Linked DNA regions of Homo sapiens: region 1 is linked to region 2. A link is a contact called in ENCODE Hi-C or POLR2A ChIA-PET data. All regions are on one chromosome and are shown on one strand. Each heading gives the region's core, a stretch centred on a gene start or an enhancer-like site at or near the end of the contact. The rest is flanking DNA. Distances are from core to core; before and after follow the strand shown. Region 1 overlaps AGPAT3 (1-acylglycerol-3-phosphate O-acyltransferase 3). Region 2 holds the start of AATBC (apoptosis associated transcript in bladder cancer).

The links. Hi-C counts contacts between places; a loop is a spot of excess contacts on that map. ChIA-PET counts read pairs that join two places held with the same protein, here RNA polymerase II (POLR2A). Pooled maps may share reads with other maps.
Region 1: a map of right lobe of liver shows a loop between it and region 2 (2.1-fold over the local background). The contact joins the enhancer-like site here to the promoter of AATBC in region 2. A Hi-C loop is called at or near these places in 6 of 168 maps with a recorded cell type or tissue (K562, esophagus squamous epithelium, heart left ventricle and 3 more), 3 of 37 single-sample maps with no recorded cell type and 11 of 50 pooled maps. POLR2A ChIA-PET finds 5 or more read pairs at or near these places in 11 of 52 experiments (CD8-positive, alpha-beta T cell, HEK293, K562 and 8 more).

Annotation. Positions count from the first base shown.
Region 1 is chr21:43,878,950-43,883,002 of GRCh38, reverse strand. The region is part of intron 1 of AGPAT3 (1-acylglycerol-3-phosphate O-acyltransferase 3); the gene reads right to left. Among named protein-coding and RNA genes, the nearest start is that of AGPAT3, 16 kb to the right of the region's middle. RefSeq lists an enhancer at 199-785 and a silencer at 2,923-3,107. Within about 2 kb of position 2,567, at least 13 of the 41 ENCODE cell types and tissues checked have a DNase peak (open chromatin) inside an H3K27ac peak, as active enhancers do.
Region 2 is chr21:43,811,317-43,815,165 of GRCh38, reverse strand. AATBC (apoptosis associated transcript in bladder cancer) reads left to right here and starts at 2,599. Exons shown (of 2, transcript NR_026961.1): 1 at 2,599-3,849. It overlaps LOC124905033 (a long non-coding RNA gene), which reads right to left and starts at 2,494. Exons shown (of 2, transcript XR_007067897.1): 1 at 171-2,494.

The DNA.
Region 1 (4,053 bases), core at 1,318-3,817, 68 kb before region 2:
CCTTCCAGGCCTGCGTGGAGGTGTGGGCCTGGTGTTGGGGCTGACCAGGAATCCTGCATCTCATGGGTGGCCCCACAGGACAAGTGAGCGGCTATGACACTGGACACTGCTTGGTGGCCAGCAGTTGCCCCAGGCCCCTGAGGATGGAGACAACAGGCAGAGCTGGGCAGCTACCTCCTTAAGCCCCACCCAGGGGCACCACCCCCCAAGACCAGGGCACCCGTGGCTGGAGGAGACCCAAGCAAGGGCCCTCTGACCCAGTTGAGTCTCACGGGATGTGACTGCTCGCTGCCCTAGATGTTTATGGAGGGGTGTTTGCTGTTGCAGTGATGGAAGGCACTGCTGGTTCTTAGAGGGGGGCTGAAATGCAGCCTTCATGGGTCTTACCAGACACCTGCCCTCCGGGCTCACATCTGACTCCAACTGTGATGCAAACGCCATGTATGTTGGTTTCATAGACACTGGATTTTCCAGGAATGAAACCTCCGATAACACACACCTGAGGGAGGAAGAGGAAGCCTGCTTTGGCCAACCCCGGCAAGGGACTGAGTCTACCCCCACCACCCTCTCACTGCAGCTTGAGCCAACAGGGACCACTTCATCTCCCAGTGCAAACGCGTGCAAGAGTTTCCAGATGGAAATACGTGTCAATCTGAAATCCTGAGTGCAATCTACGAAACCTATTTCCATACTGCACAAGAGACATCACAATGCTTTATTAATAACACAGAGCACTAATAACACATTTGCCAGACCCTGCTCTAAGCATTTTCCTGCATTACCTCCATTATGCAAAGGAGATGTGGGGCCCGGCAGGGCGGGGAATGACAGGCTGAGACTGACCACTCCCTCAGCCCTGGGCACAGGGCCCCCAGATGAGGGACTCACCCAAGGGACAAGGGTCTGCCCCTGCAGTGGCTTAGACCCTGGACCACGCCAACATGGCAAACACACGTGAGCTGCAAATGCCGGCCTGTGTGCAACTTTACATTGCTAGAGGCCACATTCAAAAGTAAAAAGAAATTGGCAAAAAAATGTTTTTAATAGGCCGTGCATGGTGGCTCACGCCTGTAATCCCAGCACTTTGGGAGGCTGAGGCAGGTGGATCACCTGAGGTCAGGAGTTCGAGACCAGCCTGACCAATATGATGAAACCCCCGTCTCTATTAAAAATACAAAAATTAGCCGGGCGTGGTGGCATGCACCTGTAATCCCAGCTACTCAGGAGGCTGAGACAGGAGAATGGCTTGAACTCAGGAGGCAGAGGTTGCAGTGGGCCAAGACTGTGCCATTGCACTCCAGCCTGGGCGACAGAGCAAAACTCCATCTAAAAAAAAAAATTAATAATACATTTTATTTAACCCAGTATATCCAAAATATTATCATTTCTACGTGTAACCAATATAGAAGAATATGAATGAGATCACTTACATTCTCTTTCATATCAAGCCTCTGAGATCGGCGTGCATTTCACACCACAAACACATCTCAGTTCCCACCAGCCATGTTTCCAGCATGCCTCTGTGGGCTGCATGGCTCATGCCGTCTGCCCCAGACAGCACAGGCTGAGGTATGACACGTTCTCTGAGGGCGACATCCTTCCCACCTCCCTTTTCTGTCTGCATGTTAAGAATTTTAGCAGTTTTCAGCTTCACCAACCCTTTGCCTTCTAAAGTATTTATAGTGGTTAATTTCTCCACTTGAGGCAGGTGCAGGGGTTCAATACTTTATGTATGTGTTTTCATATAAAGCATTTCTTAATTTAAGAAAAAATTGACCCACTCCCCAAAATACAATGTAATCACAAGGCACAAAATAAAAATTATGACACAGTTATTAAATACTTTCAGTTTTCTTTTTCTTCCACAAAACTTGGAAGGAAGAAAAAACTGATCCCTTTCTGGAAATAAATACATAATAAGTGACAAAGTAAAAACAATTAGTAATTACTATCACTTTCTTCTCAATTTTCTTTTTTTCCAAAAAAAGTTCTTACATTTGTTCTCATTCATTCTCTCTCATTTTCTCTCTCTTCCCCCTCCCTGGCATTAAGAATGACCAACTTGTAATCAAACCACCAGCCTGAAAACAAATCTTCCTTGCTACGAACAGTTAACATATTGCCACCTGTCACGTGTCCAATTCACCACCATGTCAAACACAGTCGACTGGAAATGTCCAGGGACCATCACTCAGCAATAAGCCGCCTGCCCACTTAATGCCAGTGAGCAGGAGACGTCCAGCGCCTGTCTCTAGACGTGTCCTTGTTTCCACTTTGGGGAGATATATGTGAGTGGAAATAACAAGGGTAATTGGCAAAATCATTGTGAAATGAATCTGTCCTACCATAAATGTGACTGCAAATTTTGAAGTTGATTTGCAAAAGGCCACAGACATAGCTGTGACCCATCCCACACTCAGTGGCAATACCACTGGGAAAAGGGTAGCTACTGTCTCTGAGTCATCAGAATCCCTGCCAGTAAAGCTGGACAGCCACCAGCACTCAAGATCAAAGCTGAGCTCCTGGCAGTAGAGACCTGCAGAGCACCTTTCCCATCTTCCTGCCAGTGACTTACAAAGGCAGCCCTCGCATACCTGAGGAAGTGGCACCAGAACAAGACAAGAACAGGCTGACCAGGAGCCCCACCCCGCCCCTGCAGATGCCTCTCCAGTGTGTTCCACAGGAACAGTGGCTGCCCCTGCCGCTCCCAGATCTCGGGCTCTAGGGGACAACAGTTGCTGCCCTCAGCTGTGCTGAGCCATGAAGTGATTCAGCAGCAGGGAAATCGGACGCTGGTCCAGGAACACAGCACCAGCCTGGGAGGCCACAGACAAACATCAATTTCATGGGTGCAAAAGGCCAGTGCCAACTGATGTCGAAGCTCAAGTCCACACCCTGAGTTTCCACAGTGCTCCTAAGATGCCTGGGGACGCAAGGGATGCAGGGCTGCGTCCTCCGCCCCGGAGTCATGCTGCCCTGTTCTTCAAGAATAAACAGTAACAGAGACGGGCAGAACCCACGTCTTCTCAGTTCCACCCCAGGAGCATAGGGAGAGGCCCACATGCCAGGATGCGGGGACACGGGAGCTCACGGGAAGCAAGAGTACCAGGTGCCCAGAGGTCCTAAGGCCAGCTCAGGACAAAGGCGCAGAGCTCAGGCTGTCGCTTCTAGATTGCTCTGCTTTTCAACGTGGTGCTCATTGATTGCAGTCACTCTTCCCTAAGTGCCATCATCCCCGGGCGGCCCAGCCAGGACTCAGAGTGCAGACAGCCACACACAACATGGCCGCCCTGACACGCACACAGCGCAGCAGGTCCACGTGCCACTGTGCCATTGACAAGGCATTTTCACATGTGCAGCCTCACAAACTGCTGAAGGAGAACAGACAAGGAGACAGGTGCACAGCCGAGAGCAGAGAAGGAAACTTGCCTGGGCCACACCCCCACGACCCAGCCTCCAAGCCCACGGCCACCCAGCACTTCCCACCGAGAAAGACCAGACTCCTCCTCCAGCACAGCCAGACACCCGCGGTCCCTTTTCACAGCTGAAATAAAATACTGTACAGCATCAATTGTGCTTTATACGGTATTCACAGGAGATGAAGCTTTACTCAGTCTTAGCATGTTGGATTTTTTTTTTTTTTTTTTTTTTTTTTGAGATAGAGTCTCACTCTGTTGTAGGCTGGAGTGCAGTGGCACAATCTCAGCGCACTGCAACCTCCACCTCCTGGGTTCAGGCAATTTTCATGTCTCAGCCTTCTGAGAAGCTGGGATTACAGGCACGCACTGCCACACCCAGCTAGTTTTTGTATTTTTAGTAGAGACAGGGTTTTGCTATGTTGGTCAGGCTGGTCTCGAACTCCTGACCTCGAGTGATCAGCCTGCCTCAGCCTCCCAAAGTGCTGGGATTACAGGCATGAGACACTGCAGCCAGTGGCATGTTGAATTTCAAAACTAGAAGACAAGCCAAGCGTGGTGGCTCACACCTGTAATCCTAGCACTTTAGGACCCGAGGTGGGCAGGTTGCTTGAGGCAAGGAGTTTGAGACCAGCCT
Region 2 (3,849 bases), core at 1,350-3,849:
GCCTTGGCACTGGCTACTCCTGCCGCCAACCCCACTCTGCCCCAAATATCCACTTGGCTCCCGGCTTTGCCTCTGTCAAATATTTGCCCAAAGAAGCCCTCCCCTGACCGCACACTCGCCCTCCACACGGCCAACCCTTCACCTTGCTCTATCTTCTCCACTGCACTTACTGGGGGCTTCAGGTAGTCTTCCTGCTTCCTTCCTTCCTCCCTCCAAAACAGAGGCTGAGCCCGGCTGTTGCGGACCCTTGCCTGAGGCGAGAGGCAGGAGTAGGACATCATGTGCCAGGCGCAGTGGCTCACACCTCACGAACATTCACCTTGAACAAACCTCATCAAGGTTTTCCCCACATCTCAATGGAAGGGCAGCCCACGGCTGATTGACGGGTTGGAGGGGTGCCCAAAAGACAACCTTCCTGCCCCAGCCAGCCCAACTCCAGGTGCTCCAGGGCTCCCAGTGGGACCAGGCTGTCTCCAGCCAAGCCGACCTCCTGGCCTGGCTCCCTCCCTCTCCGCAGAGTGCCATGATCACCCCACACAGGCCCCAGCACCTCTGACCTAAACCCCAAGGGCCAGAATACGGTGTCACCACCCACCCAACCTGACCCAGGCCGAGGGAGCTGGGAGCAGAAATTCAGGATGCGGAGGTGAGGGGAGCAGAGGCTGGATTCAATTCAGCCGAATTCCAATTGGGAGAAAAGTGAACTCCACCCGGGCTTGCCTGGAAGCCCGTTTCCTTGGGAACCGCAGGGCTGAGAAACAGCCTGGCCAGGGAAAAGGCAGCTCCTGGCGGGCAGCCTGGGGCAGCCATGGGTGTGCAGACCTCGGCCCCTGTGAGCAGCGGAGAGAAAAGGACAGGTGGCACTGGGCTGTGGCTTCTCCGTGTCCAGGAGACCCGAACGGCTCAGAGCCTTCAGGCAAGAGTAGGACATTATGGGTCGGGCGCAGTGGCTCACGCCTGTAGTCCCAGCACTTTGGGAGGCCAAGGCGGGCAGATCATGAGGTCAGGAGTTGGAGACCAGCCTGGCCAACGTGGTGAAACCGTCTCTACTAAAAATATAAAAATTAGCTGGGCATGGTGGCGTGTGCCTGTAATCCCAGCTACTCAGGAGGCTGAGGCAGGAGAATCGCTTGAACCCAGGAGGTGGAGGTTGCAGTGAGCCGAGATCATGCCATTGCACTCCAGCCTGGGCGACAGAGCGAGACTCTCTCTCTCAAAAAAAAAAAAAAAAAGTAGGACACTGTTGTCTGTCCAAGGGAGGGACAGACCCCAGGGCAAGTGGCACAAAGCAGACAGGGTGCCAGGAGGTGCCCAAGGGGTGCCAGGGGCAGGGTGAGGACCTGGTGCTCAGACTCAAAACCTACACTCAGGCTAGCTCCCAGTCGGCCAGCCCAGGAGTCACCCAGGCACACCCTAGGGGAGGGGACGGGGCTGCCTGCTGCCTGAGCCCTTCACTCCCCCGGGGAATGGGACCTGTGCCCCACAGCCTAGGGACAGGGCCACTGGCCTTAGGACAGACCAGGCAGCAGACAGGCCACGGCACCATAAGCCCTATACTCATTCCCCGGCACCACCTGCTCCTGGCCAGGCCCCACACTTGGTCTGGCCTGACCCTGCCCTCAAGTGCCCTGAGGGTGACATGGGGGGCCCAGGGGCTGCTGGGGATGAGGATGAAGCCTGACTGTGAGGCGGGGCAGACTGGGCGGGGGCCTGGGCCTCGCTGGGTCACCTGGGATGTAGGTCAAGGCAAGGAGGGAGGACCTGGAACGCCCCTCCCCTGCCCCTGCCTGGCTCCCCAATGCCCTGGCCATGGGAATCAGGTACTGTGGCACCAGGTGGATGGTCTGGGTGTCCAGGGAGTCTGGGGCCACTTTTGGAATCTGCCAGCCCCTGCCACGTACCAGCGTTTTCGAATCCTCTCACTCTCCGCCAAATCACCCAGAGCAGTTTTCCAGGGACAGGAGAGGGAAGGAGCTGCCCATTGCGCTGCCCCTGGCTCAAGCTCTGAGAGGGGCGTAGGGCTGGGGACAGCGGCCAGGACTCCGGGGCTGTGGGGGCGGGTTCTGGGTGCGTCATGGGGTGCGCCCTGCTGTGCCTGCCCGAGTGCGGGGCCTGACCTGACCAGGTGAGCCCTTCTCTGAGGAAGCTGATGAGGGAGAATTTCTCCTGCTGGCACTGAAGAAGCAAAGTGTGTGGGGGGGGGAGCCTCGGGGAAGGGGGCTGTGGGCACCTCCAGGATCTGAGGGAACCCCAGGAATAGCCCGTGAGAGAAACGGGAGGCCTACAGCCAAGAGTGCATCCTCTAGAAGACAAGGAAGAAAGAAGAATGCACCCTCCCAACAGCCAGGGAGTGTGCGAGAGGCCCAGCCTCCAGTGCCTGGCAGCTTCAGCACCCACTTCAGCCAGGGAGCCCTGGGCAGGCCCAGCCATGCCTCCCAAACCCTCGTCTACGGCTGGGCGCTGACATGCAGTGGTGGTGAAGTCACCAAGTTCAAGGTAATTTGTTGCACAGCACGGGTACTTAATGCAGGAGGGACTCGATAAACATTTAGGCAGGAAAAGAAAGAAGAACAAAGGAGGGAGGGAGGAGCCACCAGGAAGGAAGGAGGGTGACTGCAGAGACCGGCCCTGGGCAGCGGTACCAGGGGCACAGGGAGCCTGGCCCGGCCCATTGTCACTGGAATTCATGCCATGCAGACTTCTACATCAAAGGGAAACAAGGTCAGGAGGGCCGAGGGGTCCACGGCACTCCGCACCCACGGGGCCAGGCTGGCACAACGCCCCAACGCTGCAATCCTGGGAAGAGTCACACGCGCCCTCCCGGGACCCACGTGACCATCAAGGGAGTGTGGAGGACACATCCCTCGGGGGTGACGCCCCTGCAGATGGAGTTTCCCCATCTGTGCCACCCTTGCAAGGCCTGGGAAAGGCTGCGGGGCCAGGCGGCACCGGGCAAGCTGAGTGCCAGGTGGTGGTTGCAACACACCGGGCAAATCTGAAACCATGGGACGGACGAGCTGCACCCCTGGGAAAGAGAACAGAGGAAGGCCGGTTATCAACGTCCTCCTGTGCCTCAGTTTCCAGAAACAAGCCAGACTCAGTGCCTCAGGGAGACCCCGTGTGGCCTCCGGAGAGCACGGGACCCGCCCTTTGTGCAGGTGAGGAAACTGAACCCCAGAGCAGTGAGGGACTGGCCTGGGGACCCTGGGCTCAGCCCTGGGCGCCTTCCCTCTGCCCATCTCAGACGGGCACAGCCAGCACCGCCTCACCCCAACGCGCCTCCAGACTGGCCCTCCAGGGGCCCCCAGGCACAATCCTCTCACTTTCTTCCTCAAGCCCCTGCCTTCCCCCTTCGCACTGTGACCCAGGGGCTGCTAGCAGCTGGGCTGGGCTCCAAAGCTTGAAGCTGCTTCTCCAGGTCTCTTTCCAGGGGGCGGCGGATGGCTGCTCACTCAGGGACGCCAACACCAACAGGAAGGGACCCATGCACGGATCTGACTTCCCTCCCAGGCTCTGCCTTCACTCAATGTCCCTGTGGGGCAGCTGGGGCTCCCGGCCGCCCTCCCCTGCCCACAGCCGTGAGGTTGCTTCCTAGGGTTCTGTTTTCCCCACAGTCGGAACTGAGGTGCTGGGAGGCTCCAGAAGAGGGATGGGGTGGAGCAAGTGGCCTGGAGCCCCCCAGGGCAGACCCCAAAGAGAAGGGTCAGAAGTGCCCTCTGGGGCCTGGGCAGCTGGGGGGAGCCCACAAGCCTGAGACCCTGTGGGAGGGAAGCGCCCCCACCCCGTGGTAAGAAAGGGGCTGGTAGAGGCTCCTATGTGGCTCCCTCTGTCCCCTCCCGACCTCTGGCC